Linked DNA regions of Homo sapiens: region 2 is linked to region 1. Evidence: read pairs that join two places in POLR2A ChIA-PET (ENCODE). Cell type or tissue: GM12878. All regions are shown on one strand. Links, peaks and the distances in the headings refer to the core of each region. The heading gives the core; the rest is flanking DNA.

The links. ChIA-PET counts read pairs that join two places held together with the same protein. Peaks named below come from ENCODE experiments on the same cell type or tissue, not always from the same donor. Only the 100,000 strongest peaks of a DNase experiment are listed, where the experiment ranks them.
Region 2: POLR2A ChIA-PET joins it to region 1 with 5 read pairs; 9 of 35 experiments call an interaction of 5 or more read pairs at or near these places.

Annotation. Positions count from the first base shown.
Region 1 is chr17:76,244,319-76,253,478 of GRCh38, reverse strand. LOC105371896 (a long non-coding RNA gene) reads left to right here. Exons shown (of 6, transcript XR_007065913.1): 6 at 8,985-9,160. Among named protein-coding and RNA genes, the nearest start is that of RNF157, 8.4 kb to the right of the region's middle. RefSeq lists an enhancer at 1,300-1,369. In GM12878, for the core only: no CTCF peak of the experiment used is centred there; a DNase peak (open chromatin) is centred at 6,788; H3K27ac peaks cover 1,869 bases.
Region 2 is chr17:76,122,601-76,135,230 of GRCh38, reverse strand. It overlaps LOC101928447 (a long non-coding RNA gene), which reads left to right and starts at 2,711. Exons shown (of 4, transcript XR_001753019.2): 1 at 2,711-2,810; 2 at 11,107-11,241. RefSeq lists a silencer at 2,309-2,603 and enhancers at 2,309-2,603, 2,170-2,829, 2,830-3,491. In GM12878, for the core only: no CTCF peak of the experiment used is centred there; no DNase peak of the experiment used is centred there.

The sequences.
Region 1 (9,160 bases), core at 4,408-8,407:
CCACATGGCCTAGGTGTGTGGTAGGCTAGCCCATTTAGGTGTGTGTGAGTACACTCTAGAATGTTCACACGACGACAGAATCGCCTAATGACGCATTTCTCGGAGCGTATACGGGTCTTTAAGCAACACATGACTGCAGTACACCTTTGTTCATGGTTCACTGTCCCGAAGAATCATGTGGCCTCTTCTAACTTGACGCGGGCAGCAAAAGAGAGCCTCTGCATACCCGAAAGTAGAGGACGGGGGTCAGGTGAATGTCAGCTCCTCATTGCCTCCACAGGCAGCCAGGCTGTGAGTCAAAGAGGATGAACCTATTTTCACTTGGTTATCTTTAAATCCCAGAGTCCGGCTGGGCGCGGTGGCTCACGCCTGTAATCTCAGCACTTTGGGAGGCCGAGGTGGGCGGATCATTTGAGGTCAGGAGTTTGAGGTCAGTCTGACCAATATGGTGAAACCCCGTCTCTGTTAAAAATACAAAATCAGCCGGGCATGGTGGTGCATGCCTGTAGTCCCAGCTACTTGGGAGACTGAGGCAGGAGAATCGCTTTAACTTGGGAGGCAGAGATTGCAGTGAGCTGAGATCAGCCCATTGCACTTCCAGCCTGGGCAACAAGAGCGAGACTGTGTCTCAAGGAAAAAAAATTCCCAGAGTCACAGAGGAAATTTAAATGGACTAGGACTCAGCAGAAGGGAAAGAAATGTTAAAAGAAGCCAGAGTTTCTGATGAGATCATGCTTGAGGCTTTAGAAATTGTCAGGAACTCAGGAAGCCCGGGTATAGTGAAAAAAAAAAAAAAGTGAAAGAGAGAGAAAATCAAAAACAGAGAGCAAGAAACAAGTGCTGGGAAGAGAGGAGTTTGTTTACCATAAAGCCCCTGATTTGTTTGCCAGGATAGGTCCCCTTCTCCTTCAGAAACACAGCACCTCCAGAGTGAATGATGAATGAATGCCATTTCTGACCCCAACAGCCCAAGCCACACAAATCATTCTTTGGGCCAGGCATGAGGTGCTGTTAATAAAACACAGAGCCAGTGTTCTGCCTAAAGAGGAAGGAAGTATTTACTGAACACTAGAGCACTGGGTTGTACACAACCGAATTGGGAAACCACTAGAATATGCCTCATCACGAACAACATCCGTGCCACACGCTCCCGTGCCCAACACGCCCTGGGGCCTGGGAACAGTCAGAGAAAATCTTGTGTCCTGCCTTTGGGAGCTTCCAGATCAGAGCTGACCCACTGACCACACTGTGTACAGAGTCCAGTCATCAGAAGGGATTGAGCAAGGAAACAGGGTGTCCATCCAGCCCTGAAGGCAGGCAGCTGCCTACGCACTTCATGGCAGTGTTTGCAGGAGGACAGGTTACTCATCTGCTGGAGCTCTTAGAGGGAAGCTTAAGGCCAAAGAGGACTTCCATAGACAAGAGCTTCCCCGGGCCTGTTGAGGAAATAGTCCCGATACAGGAAGGAGATTGATAATACAGAGGGAAGTGAGGAGGAAAAGGAAGAAAGATTAAACCTAGAGAGAGGCACAGTGAAGGTGGAGGTGGTGGTGTGACAATGATGGAGACGTCCCCATGCATTGCCCTTTGTCACTGGCACCACCCTGGGAGAATCACTCCGCTAGCTTGGTGGGCAGTAGGGCTGGCACCCAGGCAGGCTTTCCCCACAGAGGCTGGTGAGATGATGATCCATGGGTAAAATGTAGGACTTTGAACCTGGAAGAACCTGGGGCCAGTTCCTGCTCCCTGTGCCTACTTGAGTTCCAGTTTCCTCATCTGGGAAGTGGGAACAATAATACTTATCTCTTAGGGTTGTTTTGAAGATTAAATGAGGCTCAGGTGGGAGGATCGCTTGAGCCCAGGAGGTTGAGACTGCAGTGAACTGTGATCACACCACTGCACTCCAGCTCGGGTGACAACGCATTCCAAAGTGCTTGGACAGAGTCATTGCTCAAAAATGACTATTCTTGGCTGGGCTCGGTGGTTCACGCCTATAATCCCAGCACTTTGGGAGGCCAAGGCAGGTGGATCACCTGAGGTCAGGAGTTCAAGACCAGCCTTACCAGCATGGTGAAACCCTATCTCTACTAAAAATACAAAAATTAGCTGGGCATGGTGGCATTCACCTGTAATCCCAGCTATTCGGGAGGCTGAGGCAGGAGAATCACTTGAACCTGGGAGGCAGAGGTTGCAGTGAGTCAAGATTGCGCCATTGCACATCAGCCTGGGCTACAGAGGGAGACTCCGTCTCAAAACAACAACAACAACAACAACTAAATAGTCATTCATTTAGTGAGCACTTTCTATATGGGAAGCAATGTACCCAGCCCTTCTGGGGGATTAGAAGAAACCTAAGACCAGGGGTATGCTGGTAAACTGGCTCTGGAGAATGGGAGGAAGCTGTGATTTGCAGCATTTGATGGTTTCTGTGTTGTAAATACTCCCATTACGCTACCAACAATTTAACAACTGGCTGGCAAAATTCCTGAACTATGAGCCCTGGAGAGCTGGCCCCAACTCAGTGAACTTGAACATTCTTTCTAGTTAGCAAATGGCACTTAAGTGAGAAGTTAACAATGGCAGAAGGCCGTGCACGGTGGCTCACGCCTATAATTCCAGCACTTTGGGAGGCTGAGGCGGGAGGATCACCTGAGCCCAGGAGTTCGAGACCAACCTGGGCAACATAGTGAGACCCTATCTCTTAAAAAAAATAGCCGGGTGTGGTGGCGCACTTTAGTCCCAGCTCCTCAGGAGGCTGAGGTGGGAGGATCGCCTGAGCACAGGAGGTCGAGGCTGCTGTGGGCCACGTTCATGCCACTGTATTCCAGCCTGGTGACCGTATCTCAAAACAAAAAGCAAACCCCCCAAAACAATGGCAGACAAACTCTGACCCACAAATACACACATCCGCAAATACACACACCACACACGTCCACAGATGGCTAATCCAGACAGCAGGGGCAAGAGGGCCGATTAGGGGCCTTGCTTTCTTCTAGTGCAGTGACTTGTTGGCAGTACTTTGTTAAGAAGGAGCAGGGCTGGGCTATCTTTTTCTCTGGCCCTTTAGCAGCCACCACACGTGATAAGGGAGACATGTTTCTGGCATTTTGAGTTTCAATGAACACAGAAAAGTGATGTCTCAGGAAATCGAAACCCCTGGGCTCTGCCTTCACCTGGTATGGGAAGTGCGTGGACCTCGGTTTCATCTTGGGCAGACTCTCAAATACATATCCTGACTTGGAAATCCAGAAACTCTGACTTTAAAATTATTATTATTATTATTATTTGAGACGGAGTCTCTCACTGTCACCCAGGCTGGAGTGCAGTGGCTCAATCTCGGCTCACTGCAAGCTCTGCCTCCTGGGTTCACACCATTCTCCTGCCTCAGCCTCCCAAGTAGCTGGGACTACAGGTGCCCGCCACCACACCTGGCTAATTTTTTTTTGTATTTTTAGTAGAGATGGGGTTTCACCATGTTGGCCAGGATGGTCTCGATCTCCTGACCTCGTGATCTGCTTGCCTCGGCCTCCCAAAGTGCTGGGATTACAGGCGTGAGCCACCACGCCTAGCCTTAAAAATTATTTTTTTGGAAGCTAATCTCTTTGTTAAAGAAGGGATTTTTTTTGCTTTGTTTTTGCTTTTGAGATGGAGTCTCGCTCTGTCACCCAGGCTGGAGTGCAGTGGTGCGATCTCGGGTCACTGCAACCTCTGCCTCCCGGGTTCATGCAATTCTCCTGCCTCAGCCTCTCAAGTAGCTGGGATTACAGGCACCCACCACCACATGCAGCTAATTTTTGTATTTTTAGTAGAGAAGCGGTTTCACCATGTTGGCCAGGCTGGTCTTGAACTCCTGGCCTCAAGTGATCCGCCTGCCTCTGCCTCCCAAAGTGCTGGGATTACAGGCATGAGCCATCATGCCCAGCCAGCTTTTTTTTTTTTTTAATTAAAAAAGTTAGCATTCATTGAGCACCCGCTGTATGTCAGGAACTGTGTGAGGGCTGCACATGCTTTGGCTAACTTAATGTTCAAAGAGCTCTTAGATGTTCTCATGGATGAAGCATAAATGAACTCAGAGAAGTCAAAGAACTTTCCCAGATACACAGCCAATAATGGAAGACCTGGATTTTGAACTTTGCTCTGTTTGACTCTAGAGCTTTATGAAGTTGATCCTTCAAGTCCCTGAGTTCCATATCCATGGATCCAATCAACCATGGATCAAAAACATTAGAAAAGAGGCTGAGCGCAGTGGCTCATATCTGTAATCCCAGCACTCTGGGAGGCCAAGGTGGGCAGATCACCTGAGGTCAGGAGTTTGAGACCAGTCTGGCCAACATGGTGAAACCCCATCTCTACCAAAAATACAAAAACTAGCCAGGCGTGATGGCGCATGTCTATAATCTCAGCTAGTCGGGAGGCTGAGGCAGGAGAATCGCTTGAACCCAGGAGGCAGAGGTTGCAGTGAGCCGAGATTGTGACACTGCATTCCAGACTGGTTGACAGAGCGAGACTCTGTTTAAAAAAAAAAAAAAATTAGAAAAGAAACAATGAAAAATAATACAATAAAAGGTAATACAACTATTTGAATTGTATTTGGTATTATAAGTAATCTAGAGATGATTTAAAGCCTACCCGACATTGTGCATAGTAGGTTGTATGCAAATACTGTGCCATTTCATATCAGGGACTTGAGCATCCAAGGATTTTGGTATCTAGCGCCAATCCCCCATAGATACAGAGGGACAACTGTATATGTCTTTTGCCTTTGTAGACTGAGGGCATCTTGCACATAAATATCAAGTTATACTGAAAATAATTCATGCAATAGAACTTCTGAGAAAGAAGAGCCACCTATTGGCAGCAGTTCTCAGAGGCGGCTTCATGGAAGAGGCAGGATTTCAGCTGAGTGGAATTCACCTTGGCAGACAGGAATGGAAAGGGCACAAGTGGAAGGGTTTTTTTGTGAGCAAAAACATGAGCGGGAGCCACACGCAGTGGTTCACGCCTGTAATTCCAGCACTTTGGGAGGCTAAGGTAGGTGGATCGCTTGAGCCCAGGAGTTTGAGACCAGCCTGGGCAACATGGCGAAACTCCTTCTATAAAAGGGGTTTTGTGTCTACCAAAAATACAAAAATTAGCTGGGAGTGGTTCTGTATGCTGGTAGTTCCAACTACTCGGTAGGCTGAAGTGGGAGGATCGCTTGATCCCGAGAGGTGGAGGCTGCAGTGAGCCGTGATTGCATCACTGCACTCCAGCCTGGGTGACAGAGCAAGACCTTGTCTCAAAACAAAACAAAAACAAAAAACTCATACATGAGCAGGAATGATAAGCTGCATTTGGGGTATGAGCAGGTGTTTATTGGGAAGCAGAGAGAGGAAAGGGCTCAGGGATGAAGCACCTGTCTTCTGTAAGGTAACAGGGAGCCACTGAAAGTATATAGATAAGGGAGTAACATGATGACAGCTGTATATTGGTGACGCTAACCTGAGAATAATTTAGAGAATGGATAAGGGGAAGGAAGACCAAGAGGTAGGAAAATAGGAAAACCAGAGAGGAAGCTAATGAAATTACCAGACCTCTTTTCATACACAGATTTCATCTTGGAATATAAAAGATAACAGGGGCCAGGCACAGTGGCTCACTCATGTAATCCCAGCACTTCGGGAGGCCGAGGCAGGTGGATCACCTGAGGCTAGGAGTTTAAGCCTGGCCTGGCCAACATGGTGAAACCCCGTCTCTACTAAAAATACAAAAAGTTAGCTGGGCGTGGTGGCGCATGCCTACAATCCTAGCTAGCTACTTGGGAGGCTGAGGCATGAGTATCTCTTGAATCAGGGAGGCGGAGGTTGCAGTGAACCAAGATCGTGCCACTTTACTCCAGCCTGGGCGACAGAATGAGACTCTGTCTCAACAACAACAACAACAAAAAATAAATATGTTTATTATATTTATTATATTTATATCTTTATAAACAAAGATATTTATTATATATTATTATTATAAAAAATAATAATAAAATAAAAGATAACAGGGCCAGGCGTGGTGGCTCACGCCTGTAATCCAAGCACATTGGGAGGCCGAGGCAGGTGGATCACTTGAGGTCAGGAGTTCAAGACCAGCCCCGCTAACATGGTGAAACCTCGTCTCTGCTAAAAATACAGAAATTAGCTGGGCATGGTGGCGTGCGCCTGTAGTCCCAGCTACTCAGGAGGCTGAGGCAGGAGAATCGCTTGAACCTGGGAGGTGGAGGTTGCAGTGAGCCGAGATCAGGCCAGTGCACTCTAGCCTGGGTGACAGAGAGACTCCATCTTAAAAAAAAAAAAAAAGATAACAGGATACGGCTAACAATGTAATAAATATATACCTCATGGTGCGTAAAAAAGACCTAAGGCTTCCAATAGCTTACTGTGAGAACCATAACAGTGAGTGGTATTTCTGTTTATTACTTTGTCAGGATCAACACACAGTCTTTGAAATACCCTAATAGGATAGTAGTTATCACATAAATAAACAAGCAATTTGCTCAGAAATAAATGTGTCATTGTAAACAAATTGCTTGTCTGTAGTGGACTTTGGCTGGCACTCAGACTTTAGCTGGACACACTATTAGCATGCATACGGCACTTTTAACCTACTTGCTAAGAATCTGATCTCCTAACCCTCAGTGGCCTCTCATTTCTCTTTTCTCAGCAGCCCTTTGGTTCCTGTGCCTGGGAGGAGTTAGGTGACTGGTTGATCAGTTCAGTTCTGCAGCCCTGACCTCAGCTCCAGTTTCAGAAGAGCAGAGGGAGGGTGCAGGGAGTCTCCAGCTGAGAGGAGCTCAGTGGTTTTCTGATTCTGACTTGAGCACAGTTACAGACAACTTTCCTGTGAGTGCAGTTGATTGCATGCTCACACTGATATTGCAACAGCTGAACACGTGTGTGCACTTGTGTTGAGCTTCAGAGCTCAACCTCAAGTCGGCTTGTCCTCTTATGACAGCTGTAGGAGATGGCTCACCAAGGAGAGACAGAGAGAGATAAAACCAGCATAGCACCAGCTTCCCATATCAAGACCCAGTGCACAGGGAGCCAGGGATCCCTGGGTTCTGAGCTATGGCTACCACTTGTATGGTCTTGGGCAAGCCCCTTACCCTGTAGAGGTTGCAGCTGCCTCATCTGTCAGGGGAGGGGCTGTACCTTTGAGATTCCTTCCAAATCTGACCATCTAGCCAGGACAGGCATTTTCAAGAAACCCTGTTTGTTATTTTCTTCTTTTGATCTAAGTAACCGCAGGTGAGTATTTGTTTTGTTAAAGAAAGGTTTGGGGCTGTCACCACGCTGCCGCTTCCACATTCTACCTTTTCTAGGTAGCAAGAGGCAGACGCTGGGCTTTGTGCCTATTTGGTCTGGTCTGTTTCTCCAAGAAGGGCAGCTGGAGTCGATGCTGGGCTGAAATGTTCTTTTTTTTCCTTTTTTCGAGACAGGGTCTTGCTCTGTCACCCAGGCTGGAGTGCAGTGGCGCCATCTCTGCTCACTGCAACCTCCACCTCCCGGGTTCAAGCAATTCTTTTGCCTCAGCCTCCTGAGTAGCTGGGATTACAGGCGCGCGCCATCACGCCTGGCTAATTTTTGTATTTGTAGTAGAGACAGGGTTTCACCATGTTGGGCAGGCTGGTCTTGAGCTACTGACCTCGTGATCCACCCGCGTCAGCCTCCCAGTGCTGGGATTGCAGGCATGAGCCACCGCGCCTGGCCTGCACAGCTAATTTTTAAATATTTTTTTTGTAGAGATAGGATCTCACTATGTTGCCCAGGCTGGTGCTGAACTCCTGGGCTCAGGCAATCCTCCCACCTCAGCCTCCCAAAGCACTGGGATTACAGGTGTGAGCTACCAGGCCTGCCCTGCCAAGCTGAAATGTTAGCCTCACACTTTTTTTTTTTTTTTTTTTGAGACGCAGTCTCCTTCTGTGGCCCCAGGCTGGAGTGCAGTGGCGCAATCTGGACTCGCTTCAACCTCCGCTTCACTGGTTCAAGCGATTCTCCTGCCTCAGCCTCCCGAGTAGCTGGGATTACAGGCGTGTGCCACCACGCCTGGCTAATTTTTGTATTTTTAGTAGAAACGGGGTTTCACCATGTTGGCCAGGATGGTCTCAAACTCCTGACCTCAGGTGATACATCTGCCTCGGCCTCCCAAAGTGCTGGGATTACAGGCGTGGGCCACTGCACCCAGCCCGCACATTCTTTTTACACCAACTTTAGGATGCAGAATGTGTAGTCCCAGGTGGAGTGAGCTCAAAGCCAAAAGAAGAGCAGGACCAACAAGGAAGAGAATGAAGGCAGAAGTGAACAGGTAGAACCAAGCTTACAAGGTCTGGTATTTGATAGAAACAACAAAAAATAGAACAGACTCTCCCAATTTCTTCAAACTAGTCTGTAAACATAAATAGAGTCTTGGGCCCCTCATTTCTCCAATGCCAGATGCCTGGGCAGCAGGGCTGGAACCAGAGTGAGGCAGGTGAGGCAATTGCATGACACTGAGAGTAAGAACTGTTCTTTTTTTTGAGATGGTGTCCTGCTCTGTTGCCAGGCTGGAGTGCAGTGGCCTGATATCAGCTCAGTGCAAACTCCGCCTCCCGGGTTCAAGCGATTCTCCTGGCTCAGCCTCCCGAGTAGCTGGGACTACAGGTGCGTGCCACCATGCCCAGCTAATTTTTGTATTTTTAGTAAAGATGGGGTTGGCCAGGATGGTCTCGATCTCTTGACCTCGTGATCCGCCCATCTTGGCCTCCCAAAGTGCTGGGATTACAGGTGTGAGCCACTGTGCGTGGCTGAGAATGAGAACTTAAAGTTGACATTCTGGGTGCCCCACTCACTTCGCCTTATCCCCAACACATTGGGCCGTGTAAACATCATCTTTCATTTTAGTCTTAACTTGAAAAATAGATTAATAGGCTACAAACTGGACTGGAGTCTGCATCCATTTGAACAACTCTTCTTTATTGGCAGCCCAGAGTGGAGGACGAAATTAACAATGAGGAATTCACACTCAGCAAAAAGCAAAATATGAAAGCCTGATTGCGGATTTCCTAATGGACAAGATTATTTTCCTCTACAGAGAGCCTTAGGTTGCCAGAGGAACCATCTGCAGGGCCCCAAAGCATTTAGGATCAGACTATTCTGTC
Region 2 (12,630 bases), core at 4,108-8,107, 120 kb after region 1:
CAGGATCAGCCTCCAGCTTTGGACTGACAGGCTGGGCGTGTAGCTGTGTGCCCCAGGCCTGTGCTGGGGGGAAGGGGGGCAATGTCTGGGGCAGGCAGGACACCCCACTGGGGGAGCACCAGGCCTGAGAAGCAGATCGAGGTTTGCCCCAGCTTGACAGTCACCTGGAGGCTCCTGAAAAATCCCACTGCTGGGCTGCACCCTGGACCAATTAGACCAGAATTTCCGGGGTGGGACCCAGGCATCAGCATTTGTAAGGTCCCCAGATGTTTCCAATGTGCGGCAAAACCGAGAGGGGGCCCTGGAGAGGGCATGACTTTCAGCAGGCCAAGCTGGGGAGTGGCGAGAGTGTGGGCTAGGAGCTCCTCACTCCTATTCACCCCTGCCTTGCCCCTCAGTGGGGTGGCTTTTTCGTAAAAAGATGTTCATTTACCTCTTTTTTTTTCTTCTTTTTTTGAGTCGTCTGGCTCTGTCGCCCATACTGGAGTGCAGCGGCGCGATCTCAGCTCACTGCAACCTGTGCGCCCCGCCCCACCGGGTTCAAGCAATTCTCTTGCCTCAGCCTCCCGAGTAGCTGGGACTACAGGCGCCCGCCGCCACGCCCGGCTAATTTTTGTAGTTTTAGTAGAGATGGGGTTTTACCACGTTGGCCAGGCTGGTCTCAAACTTCTGACCTCAAGTGATCCACCCACCTCAGCCTCCCAAAGTGCTGGGATTACAGGCGTGAGCCACCTCACCCAGCCCATTTACCTCTTATTTATTTCCAGGTTCAATGTAATCCCAACCAAAATATGTTTTGCACCATTTGACAGTACGTTGAAGACCTGACTCCCCATACCACTAAATACTTCAGTAAGTATTTCCTTAAAACAAGGGCACTTCTGGATTTTGTTTGTTTGTTTTGTTGTTGTTGTTGTTTTGATTTGAGACGGAGTCTCGTTCTGTGCCCAGGCTGGAGTGCAGTGGCGCGATCTCGGCTCACTGCAAGCTCCGCCTCCCAGGTTCACGCCATTCTCCTGCCTCAGCCTCCCGAGTAGCTGGGACTACAGGTGCCCACCACCACGCCTGGCTAAGCTTTTGTATTTTTAGTAAAGACGGGGTTTCACCGTGTTATCCAGGATGGCCTCGATCTCCTGACCTCATGATTCGCCTGCCTCGGCCTCCCAAAGTGCTGGGATTACAGGCGTGAGCCACCGCACCCGACCTCTACAGATAATTTTTAAAATTAGCCAGGCATGGTGGTGTGCATCTGTGGTCCCAGCTACTCTCTACACAGGAGGCTGAAGCAGGAGAATCGCCTGAGCTGAACCCAGGAGGTCAAGGCTTCAGTGAGCTCTGATTGCACCACTACATTCCTGCAGGGGTGGCAGAGTGACATCCTGTCTCAAGACAAAACAACACAAAACAGGAAATTAACATTGGCCTGGTAATCCCATCTAATCCACGGACCCCATTCAAACTTTGCAGATTGCCCCGTCACGCTCCTCCCTGTGCCAGCATCCCAATCCGAGATCACCGTTCATTCACTGTCCTATCTCTTTGGAGCTGTGTGGCTTTGAGCTCATAACTCAAGTTCCCTGGCCGGTTCCTCATCTCCTTTCATTCTAACCTGCAATCTCCACTTTTGGGGTAACCAGCCCCTGCTGCACGTGACAGCCCCTGCCTGAACCACCTCTTTTGTTTTGTTTTGAGACAGAGTCTTGCTTTGTCGCTCAGGCTGGAGTGCAGTGGCACAAACTCGGCTCACTGCAACCTCCGCCTCCCAGGTTCAAGCGATTCTCCTGCCTCAGCCTCCTGAGTAGCTGGGATAACAGGCGTGCACCACCATGCCCAAATAATTTTGTATTTTTAGTAGAGACGGGGTTTCACCATGTTAGCCAGGCTGGATCCTCAAGTGATCCGCCCGCCTTGGGCTCCCAAAGTGCTGGGATTACAGGAGTGAGCCACCACGCCCAGCCCCACCTCATTTTAAGTGTTGGGGAAAGCCTGTTCCCAAAGCACGGAGCCACCCTTCTGTCCCAGAATGTCCAGCCTCTTCCCCATTCTGTCTTCCAGCTGTATCCCCCAGCTAGGAATGTGATGGAGAGAGCGGGGAGGGCCAGGATGTGGGAGGAAAGGCCAGGAGCTCAGACCTTGGATGGCTCCCCGTCCCTGCCCAGGGCACATCCTGTTAAATAGGACAGGCCACCCAGGGCCCAGTGACTCTCAGGTCTGGAAGGTCCCCAGGGATCCCCCTCAACCCTGCACTTTATGCTCCGCTGGGACAAACTGACCAGGCCCCCTGCAGAGCTGAGCTCCATCTGGGGCAGGAGTCAGGAATGGTTCTCCACCTCCTCCCCCGCCCCAGGACCCAGACTTGCCGGAAGAGGGTGAGCTGGAGGGCAGGAAAGAAGGCGGGGCGGTGGAGGGTCAGGTGCAGCTCCCTCCTGGGCTGAGGCCCAAAGGTAAATAGGTGTAGGTGCGCTCCCGGCAGGGGGCAGTGGGCTGGTCCCTTGGGGCAGGCCTGGGCCTGTCGGGGGTGGGGATGTGGGAAGGGGCCGCCGAGCCGGCCTTGTTAACAATGGGGTGGGGGAGGAGCCCGGGCCCTGCTGACACATTCTTGTTTGGTGAGGAGGAAAACACAGGTGACCGGGGCGGGCGGGGGGGGAGGATGGGGGCGGCACCTCGGGCAGGGGAGGGGGCTTTATGGGCCCCCGCATGCCAAAGCCTCGCTGACTGGTGTGAGCTGAGGAGCAGGTGAAGCGCAGAAGGCCCTCAGGGGCTGCATTCTTCCCGGGGCACCTGTGTCTGCCCCACTCTGTGGCTCCCAGGTGAGCAGGTCAAAGCTTCTGGGCATGCTGGGGCTTGAACCTTCCCTGCCTGCGTCAGAAGTTGGCAGGGGCCAACTGGAAGGACATTGTCCCCCAGAAGCCAGCCAGCCTGAGCTGGCAGGGCAAGGAGAGGTTGGGGGACCGTAACGGAAGGGGCTGTCGGGGATGAGGGTCTCCCTACTGGCCCCTGATAGCCTTCCAGTACAGCCCTGAACTGACTCCCACCAGCCCCTCACCTGCCCTTGGGCCGCACCACCCTGTTCTGAGGACAGAGAGGTCTGAGCCCCAGGACCCGCGCTCCCAGGAAAGTAGGAGTTCCAGGAATTGGAGAGGGTGTGCATACCTCCACGAAGCCCACCCCGCCCACAGCCCCCAGGGCCCTTTGAAGCCAGAACCGCAGCGGGATTGCGGTGGGCAGGCCTCCCAATGCTGCTGTTTGCCCAGGGAATTAAGTTGAGGTGGGGCAGCTGCCCACAGCTCTCCCCTTGCCCAGCCACCCACAGGCTCCGTCTACAGCCCCGCACACCCCTACCAGCTGCCCTGCCTCTCTTCCTGCCTAACCCTGGGTACCAAGCCCTGTCCCCATCCCCACTGAGCAACAGAGTGCCTTCAATTTCCTTCGAGTGAACTGTGCCCATGAGTTGGGCAGGGGAAAAGGAGGGGTGGACTGGGATACAGACCCTACCTACTAAGCCCACAGGTCTGCAGACCCCTGTGGGAAGATGGCCTGTCTTGGTGATTCCTACCTTTGAAGCATCACAGCCCCCAACGTGTTAAGTATTTTTTGAATAGATGAATGAATATATGTGCTGGCTGGCAGATCAACACAAGATAGAAAAGCAGCCGAGAAGCCAGATAGTCAACACCCAGGGGTTCTCCAGTCCCTGGGCTGGGAACATTCCCGAGGCCTCTGGAGGCAGTGGTTTGACCCAAGGGTGTGCAGAGGTAGAAGGCATTGCAGCCCAGGGAGAACTTGGAGGAAAGCCCCATTGCTGCCCCGTTCTGGAATTGAGCGAGGGGGGCAGGCTGTTGACCCTGTGGATTTGGGGGCCTCTCGTGTGGAAGTGAGAACAGAGGGAGGGTAGCGGAGAACGAGGACCACCACTAGGAAACCAGGGGACCAGGGAGGAGGAGGCAAAGCCGAGAGGGAGCGGGAGGACGCCTGGGAACTCGGGCAGGGGGAGCCACTGCGCTCACACACCTGTTCCCCACCCCCTGAAGGGAGCGCCCACAGTGCTGAGCGCCGCAGGGCAGCCTGAGTGGGGGCAGCGGAAGCCGGCATTGGCCCTGGAGGTCCCGGCGGCCTCCCATGGGGCTGTGTCCTTAGTGCAGTTGGTGGGGTGCGGGGAGAGTGAGAGCAGGCAGCAAACTCCAGCTCCAAATGGGGAGAAAGAAAGGAGAGGGGTGCGGACAGGGGTGAGGGCAGACCCAAGGAGAGCTTTAAGATGGGAGGCCTGGGGGTGTTTGAAGGAAAGAAGGGGTACGGGTGACCCCGAGGGGTTGGCAGTGCTGAGAGAGCTCCTGGTGAGAGCAGGAGGAAGAGGGTCTCAGAGGAGGCAGGAAGGGTAAGCGCCGGCCCCTTTCTTGGAGAGGGAAGAGGAAGAGGATGGGGAGGTGGTGGGGCCGCGCCAGGGTGAACCGGAGGGTGTGGGGAGCTCTGGCTAATGTGCGGAACTATGGGGTGTAAGGGGCGGAACGGTGGAGGAGCAGGTCTGCAGTAACTTGGAAGGGCACTCAGGAGCAAGAGGAGCAGAGAGGAGGGACAGGAGCCCCGAGAGGGGCAGGGGCCCCGGGAGGTCAGGGTAGCTGACCTGCACCCAGCTCGCAGGACGCAGCTGGAGGCCGGAGATTCTCAGCTGCAGGAGAGGAAGGCCAGGGTCCCAGGTGCTGCTGGATACTGGTCAGTCACTCACCTGGTGACCTGGTTCCTTAGACCTTTGAGCTGAGTCAGGGAGGGGCAACAAGGAATGAGACCTCGTCTTGGGGAGCCTTTCTAACCCACCGAGCTGGGAAGCCCACAGCCTTACCCATAGGACTCACAGACTCTGAGGCTAAAATGTTTGGGCATTGCAGCTTCAAGGCAAGAATCCTGTTCTCGGAGCTTTGCTCATGAGGTATGGTTCCTTTTCCAAGCTGAGTCTCCTAGAACCCTCCTTCATTACCCAGAAGCCTCTCAGGCACCCCTCAAACATGCTATGGGCACCTCAAACTCTCCGTATGCCTGGCTGGATTCCCCTTCTCCCTGCGTGGGCCTTCCTCACGCTGCACCCCCACTCGGGACTGGCACCCCCAGCCAGCTGTCTCCCAGCCCACTGCCCTCGCTCCAGTATGTTCTCTACCTAACAGCCACTGGGCCTTTCTTTTTTCTTTTTCTATTCTTTTTCTTTTCTTTTCTTTTCTTTTTTTTTTTTTAATGGAATCTTACTCTGTCGCCCAGGTTGGAGTGCAGTGGCGTGATTTCGGCTCACTGCAACCTCCACCTCCTGGGTTCAAGCAATCCTCTTGCCTCAGTCTCCCGAGTAGCTGGGATTACAGGTGTCCACCACCATGCCCGGCTAATGTTTTGTATTTTTAGTAGAGATGGGGTTTCACCATGTTGGCCAGGCTGGTCTTGAACTCCTGACCTCAGGTGATCCACCCACCTCGGCCTGCCAAAGTGCTGGGATTACAAGCGTGAGCCACCACACCCTGTCTCTTTCTCTTTTTCTTTTTTTTTTTTTCTTTGAAACTGAGTCTCTCACTCTTGCCCAGGCTGGAGTGCAGTGACACAATCACAGATCACTGCAGCCTCGACTTCCTGGGTTCAAGCAATCTTCCCAGCTCAGCCTCCCGAGTAGCTGGGACTAGAGGCACATGCCACCACGCCTGGCTGTTTTTTTAATTTTTTATGGAGATGGGGTCTCACCAGTTTGCCCAGGCTGGTCTCAAACTCCTGGGCTCAAGTGATCCTCCTGCCTCAGCCTCTGAAAGTGCTCAGATTACAGGTGTGAGCCACCACACCTGGCTTTTTTTTTTTTTTTAAGGAAAAATTTTTACATCATAACAGTACATGCACCTGGAATAAATATCAATCTTTTTTTTTTTCTTTTTTGAGATGGAGTCTCGCTCTGTCGCCCAGGCTGGAGTGCAGTGGCGCGATCTCGGCTCACTGCAAGCTCCGCCTCCGGGGTTCACGCCATTCTCCTGCCTCAGCCTCCCGAGCAGCTGGGACTACAGGCGCCCACCACCACGCCCAGCTAATTTTTTGTATTTTTAGTAGAGACGGGGTTTCACCGTGTTAGCCAGGATGGTCTCGATCTCCTGACCTTGTGATCCGCCCTCCTTGGCCTCCCAAAGTGCTGGGATTACAGGCGGAAGCCACCGCACCCGGCCATAAATATCAATCTTAAAAAGACTTAGTATGTTAAAAAGTTTAAAAAAAAACACAAAAGGTCACTAGCTCTTCCTTCAGGTCCTGCTCCTCTGGTAACCATAACCAACCACTTTCAGTTCTTTCACTGGTTCAAATAATCCCTGCTGTTCTTTTTTTTTTTTTTTTTTTTGGGACGGAGTCTCACTGTGTCGCCCAAACTGGTGTGCAGTGACACTATCTTGGCTCACTGCAACCTTCGCCTCCTGGATTCAAGCAATTCTCCTGCCTCAGCATCCCAAGTAGCTGGGATTACAGGTGTGCACCACCACGCCCAGCTAAATTTTGTATTTTTGGTAGAGACGGGGTTTCACCACGTTGAACAGGCTGGTCTCGAACTCCTGACGTCAAGTGATCTGCCCACCTTGGCCTCCCAAGGTGCTGGGATTACAGGCATGCGCCACCATGCCCAGCCTTATGCTTCTAATTAATACTACCATCGCTGGATCTTCAATTTATTTGAATGTTATCCAATGGCTTCCTGCCATAGAAGGTAAGGATATGGCTCGATTCCCTCCTCTATCCTCCTATTTGGTCAGATTTTTGGTTAAACAGCCAGACACCATGTGATTGCCATGGCGTGGTGCATATTGCTCACTGCAGAGCCCAGCAGTGCACTCTGAGTATATGTCCTTTCATAAAGGATGCAGGAGTTAATAATTACCTCATTTCTTGTCATTTTTTAGATTTTTTGTGCTCTTATAGCTGATTATTCACAAATGTCCCAAAAAGTCTTACAAATCCTTATCAATGCCATTCTCTATGAATACCTTTTAAAAAATCCATAAATAGGCCAGGCATGGTGGCTCATGCCTGTAATCTCAGCACTTTGGGAGGCAGAGGCAGGTGGATCACCTGAGGTCAGGAGTTCGAGACCAGCCTGGCCAACATGGCGAAACCCCGTCTCTACTAAAAAATGCAAAAATTAGCCAGGCATGGTGGCACGCACCTGTAATCCCAGCTACTCAGGAGGCTGAGACAGGAGAATCGCTTGAACCCAGGAGGCGGAGGTTGCAGTGAGCCGAGATTGTGCCACTGTACTCCAGCCTGGGCAAGAGGCGCAAGACTCCGTCTCAAAAGAAAAATAAAAAGGCTGGGCATGGTGGCTTATGCCTGTAATCCAAGCACTTTGGGAGGCCAAGGTGGGTAGATCACTTGAGGTCAGGATTCCTTCCTTCCTTCCTTCCTTCCTTCCTCTTTTTTTTTTTTTTTTTTCGAGATGGAGTCTCGCTCTGTCACCCAGGCTGGAGTGCAATGGCGTGATCTTGGCTTACTGCAATCTCCGCCTCCTGGGTTCAAGCGATTCTCCTGCCTCAGCATCCCGAGTAGCTGCGACTACAGGCGCCCACCACCACTCCCAGCTAATTTTTTGTATTTTTAGTAGAGATGGGGTTTCACCGTGTTAGCCAGGATGGTCTCGATCTCCTGACCTTGTGATCCACCCGCCTCGGCCTCCCAAAGTGCTGGGATTACAGGCATGAGCTACTGCACCCAGCCTCTTTTTTCTTTCTTGTTTTGCTTTCTTTCTTTCACTTTGGAGCTACCTATCATAAGCTCTCACTTTCAAGTTGAAGGTTTTTCTCAAATGTCTAGTCGTACTGGCTGTAAATTCATTTTTTAAATTGAAGTGCTAAAAAGCTAACTACAAGGTCAGCAAGTAGAGGCAGTTGGTCAACTATTGGGCTTTATTGTAGGACAACCTAGCCTTTTTGCAGGAGGGCTCTAATGATCAATACCAGCAGACCTTTCCTCCAAGGTCATGTTATTAGCTCAGAGAAAAATCTTCTAGTTTACCCCTACAGGGTTTGAGCCTGGCGTGATGGCTGCTGAGCCAGGAAGGGGTTTGGGGTTTTGTTTTTCAAGATGCAGACTTCTTTCACTTAATATCCTTGTTTTCACCCCAGTGTCTGATCCCTACCACCTACAAGTGCCTAGTGTCCCCTGGTCCAGGACCCAGTTCAATTGCTCCAGAAAATAAACCCCAATCTCAGTGGGGTTGGAGCTGGGGAGGAACATTGTAGGGAGGGGGAAGACAGGGGGCTAGAGATCTGCTCAGTGCAAAAACTTCAGCTTTGTGTTCTGACCTTTTGCAGAATCTGGGGGAAAAATCATTCAACTTCCTTTTGGTATCCCCTTCTGCATACCTGCCCAGGAGCTGGCCCCTCTGCTCTCTGACACTTCCTCTTCATCTTCATGTGTTCTCAGCCTAGATTTGCTGAAATCTCTCATCAGACGTTATCTCCCCTTCTGGTTTTTTATTTTTTTTTCCTTGTGGATTCATGTTTTTTTGTTTTTTATTTTTGAGATGGAGTCTGGCTCTGTCTCACCCAGGCTGGAGTGAAGTGGTGTAATCTCAGCTTACTGCAGCCTCTGCCTCCTGGGTTCAAGTGATTCTCCTGCCTCAGCCTCCCATGTAGCTGGACTACAGGCATGTGCCACCACATCTGGCTAATTTTTGTATTTTTGGTAGAGATGGGGTTTTGTCATGTTGGTCAGGCTGGTCTTGAACTCCCGACCTCGTGATCCACCCGCCTCGGCCTCCCAAAGTGCTGGGATTAAGGCGTGAGCCACCGCGCCCGGCCTATTTTGTTCTTATTGAGGTAAAATTCATGTACAATTAAATGAGCTGATCTTAAGTGTACTGTTCAAACCATTTTGACAAATATATATCAAAACACAGAAAATTTCCTCATGCCCCTTTCCAGGGGATCCCTACCATCACCCCATCCCTAAGCAACCACTCATTTGATTTCTATTGCCATCGGTCAGTTTTGCCTGTTCTAGAATTTCCTATGAATGGCACCAGACAGTTTGTACTTTGTGTTCAGCTTCCTTCACTCAGCATGTTAGTTTTGGAATTTAACTATGTTGTTGCATGCATCAGTAGTTTGTTCCTCTTCATGGCTGAGTAGTATTTCATCAGCTGATGGTAGCTATTTGTTTATCCAGTCCCCTCTTGATGGATATCTGGGTTGTTTCCAATTTTGATCTATTGTGAATAAAGCTGCTATGAACAGTCTTGTACAGGGCTTTTTGTCATACAGCTTTGTTTAAAAAAAATCCCTTTACTTTTCACTTGCATGGGGTTTCGGAAGTGAAGACATACATGTGTATAATATATCTGCCATGTCCAACAGGACTACCCTGAGTTGATTCTTTTTTTTATTTTTTATTTTTGAGATGGAGTCTTGTTCTGTCGCCCAGGCTGGAGTGCAGTGGTGCGATCTCAACTCACTGCAACCTCCGCTTCCCAGGTTCAAGCGATTCTCCTGCCTCAGCCTCCCCAGTAGCTGGGGACTACAGGTGCCTGCCATCACGCCTGGCTAATTTTTGTGTTTTTAGTAGAGACGAGATAGGGTTTCACCATGTTGCCTGGGCTGGTCTCGAACTCCTGATCTCAAGTGGTCTGCCCACCTCAGCCTCCCGAAGTGCTGGGATTAGAGGCACGAGCCACTGCACCCAGCCCCTGACTTGATTCTTCAAACAGATGGCCCAGGTATCCAGCAGGAGTGCAGGGAGGAAAAGAGTTTCAGGCAGAAGGCGGGGAGTGAGCAAAGGCATGGAGGTGGGACCCCCACCAGTGTGCCCAGGGGCTGCTAGCCTCTCAGTGCTAGGGAAGATGAGGGGCCAGGGTGACCCTTTTCAAGTGCCGCTCTGGCCACTCCTCAGCTAACTGCAATGAGTTCCTTCGCCTACAGGAGGAGCTTCGGGCCCCCTAAGCTCCATCAAGATCTGACTCCTGCTCATCCCTCATCTTCTCCCCTCCCCTCCCCTCTGTGACCAGTCACACTAATGCACCACTGAGAATCACTATTTCCACTCTTCCTGTCCCAATCCCTGCCTTCTGCCTTGAATGAGCACCCTCCCGCTCTCCCGCTTCACCTGGGTAACGCCCTTCAGGACTTAGTTCCAGAGTCCCCAGTCCTGGTCTCCACCTGGGTTAGGTGTGGGCTCTGGGCCCCCACAGCATCCTCAACACACCCCACCTGCCAGAGCCCGGGACAGCAGGCGCATGGTATTGATGACCATACAATGGCCAGCGAGGTTGTCAGTCCCCTTCCCAAGTGGTTCTCTTGGCCCTCTCCGTGTCTAGCACCTGAAGGAGATGTGAAGAGGTGGGAAGGAGGAAAATAAACCAGCCCGCGGGGTGCGTGTCACCGTGCCATCCAAGCCCAGGTCTTAAAACTCAGGCGCGAGCCTTTTCTCTCAGTGCGGCTGGTGACACCTGCAGAGGGAGGGTCCTCCCTGCATCGCCATCCTGGCAGAACTTGTGCCAGCCTTTTTGGCTCTTCTGTTTGAGCAGGCGGTTGGTAAGACACATCGGGATCCCCAGGCTGGTACCTGAACCAACATCAGCTCTGGCAATGCCACCTCTCTCACAGAAGAGCGGGCCTGGCTGGAGCAGAGTTGGGGCTGGGGGTCCCCGGACACTCGCTCTGCCCCTAGCTGGCCAGAGTTCCAGAAAGCCCACATCCCATGGTCCACCCTTGACCCTGAGCCCTTTGAGCTGGTGGGTCTAGAACTCAGTTTGGGGGATGACCTCCACCACAATCCCTTTCCCTGCTTCACCCCTGCAGCCTGGTGAGTGCCTCCAGGGCAGAGGACAAGTGCGGGGGGCCTCTGTTCCTGCCTGCCCAGGACCCGTGCCCCTCGCCTGCTGCCAGCACAGACTGCCCACTGTGGGGCTCCTGGCTGCTGGCTGGGGTTCAAGTTTGTTGGGGGAAGCACCTTGGCTGGGCCCTGAGCTCTGGGAGACACCACATCAGCTGGCTGGGCCTCTGGCAGACCCCAGCTCCAAGTCTGGTCCTGAGGAGCTGCAGGCCCAGATTCCTTCAGGGGTGCTAGCCGGAGGTGGGGTTTGTCTGTTTGCCCTTTTGTGGGAGGCAGGAGCAGCTGGAGTACCCCTCAATGACAGCAGCAAGCACCTGTCATCTGCAGGAGGCCTCAGGAGCCATCTAGTGTCACCTATAGCTGAAGAAAATGAGGCACAGAGAGGACACAGCTCTGAGGACGGTGGCACAGGTGAGGCTGGCTTCTCGTGGGCACTGCCTGCTGGGGGACCTATGTGGATGTCTGCCACCTCTCCACTCACCACAGCAGCATCTGTGTCTCCCCTGCTGGACTGGGAGCTCCGGGAGGGCAGTGTGCAGTTCTCTGTGGCACCTGGCCGGAGTCAGGTATGGCACATGCTTGGTGCTCAGCAGAGCATGGTGGCATGGATAGGGGGTGGCAGGATGCACCCTAATTCTCACAATGACTTACTGGCAGAGCCAGATCCAAAAGCCAGAGTTTCCAGCTGGGCAGATAGAGGGGAACTATCAGAAAGGCAGCTCAGGAGGCTGGGCATGGTGGCTCACGCCTGTAATCCCAGCACTTTCGGAGGCTGAGGCGGGGAGAATCACCTGAGGTCAGGAGTTCGAGATCAGCCTGACCAACGCGGTGAAATCCCATCCCTACTAAAAATAAAAAAATTAACCTTGCGTGGTGGTGCACACCTGTAGTCCCAGCTACTTGGGAGGCTGAGGCAGGAGAATCGCTTGAACCCGAGAGGTGGAGGTTGCAGTGAGTGCAGTGGCGCAATCTCAGCTCACTGCACTCCAGGCTGGGCTACAAGAGTGAAACTCTGAAAAAGAAAAAGAAGGAAGGAAGGAGGGAGGGAGGGAGAGAGCGAAAGAAAGCGAGAAAGAGAAGGGAGAGAGAAAGAAGAGAGAGAGAAGGAAGGAAGGAAAGAAGGAAGGAAGCAAAGAAGGAAGGAAGGAAAGAAGGAAGGAAGGAAGGAGAGAGAGAGAGAAAGAAAGGAAGGAAGGAAGGCAAGCAAAGCAAGGCAACTCAGGCCTGTCCCGCCTGTCCCTCTGCCCTCAGGGGCCCAGGCCTCACCTCCAGCCCAGTCTCCTCCCTGGCCTCATTAAAAAGCCCTTATTGAAGAAGGAAGTGTGTGTGGTGTCCCCCCAGGGAATACACGCTGAGATATCTCTGCTCATTCATTCATTCATTTCAGGCAGACAGGAGGACCCTTCCGTGAGTGTGAACGACAGGCAAGCCCACAGAACAAGAGCACACTGGGGACTCCCTTCAGGGTCATCTCACTCAATCCCCTGCCTCAGGGCAGCTATCCAGTCAGGGAAAGAGGCCTCCTGGTTTCCCACCGCAGGGGCAGGATCCATCGGTCCTCAGTTTGGGGTTGGCGGGGAACGGTGGAAACCTAGCTCTCGGCCTGCTCCCGGGCAGGGCTTCCCTGTGCCCTCCCGCCCCCAGCCAGCAGCCTGTGTCTTCTAATTTACTGCCCAAGGCACTGCACCCTCCTCATTTGCGGCCCCCAGGCCACTGCTGCCAGGCAGCCCACCCCTCCGAGGCTCCTCTCCAAACACAGTGCAACCTCAGCTGACGCCGGGGCCCCAGGGCCGCTCTGCC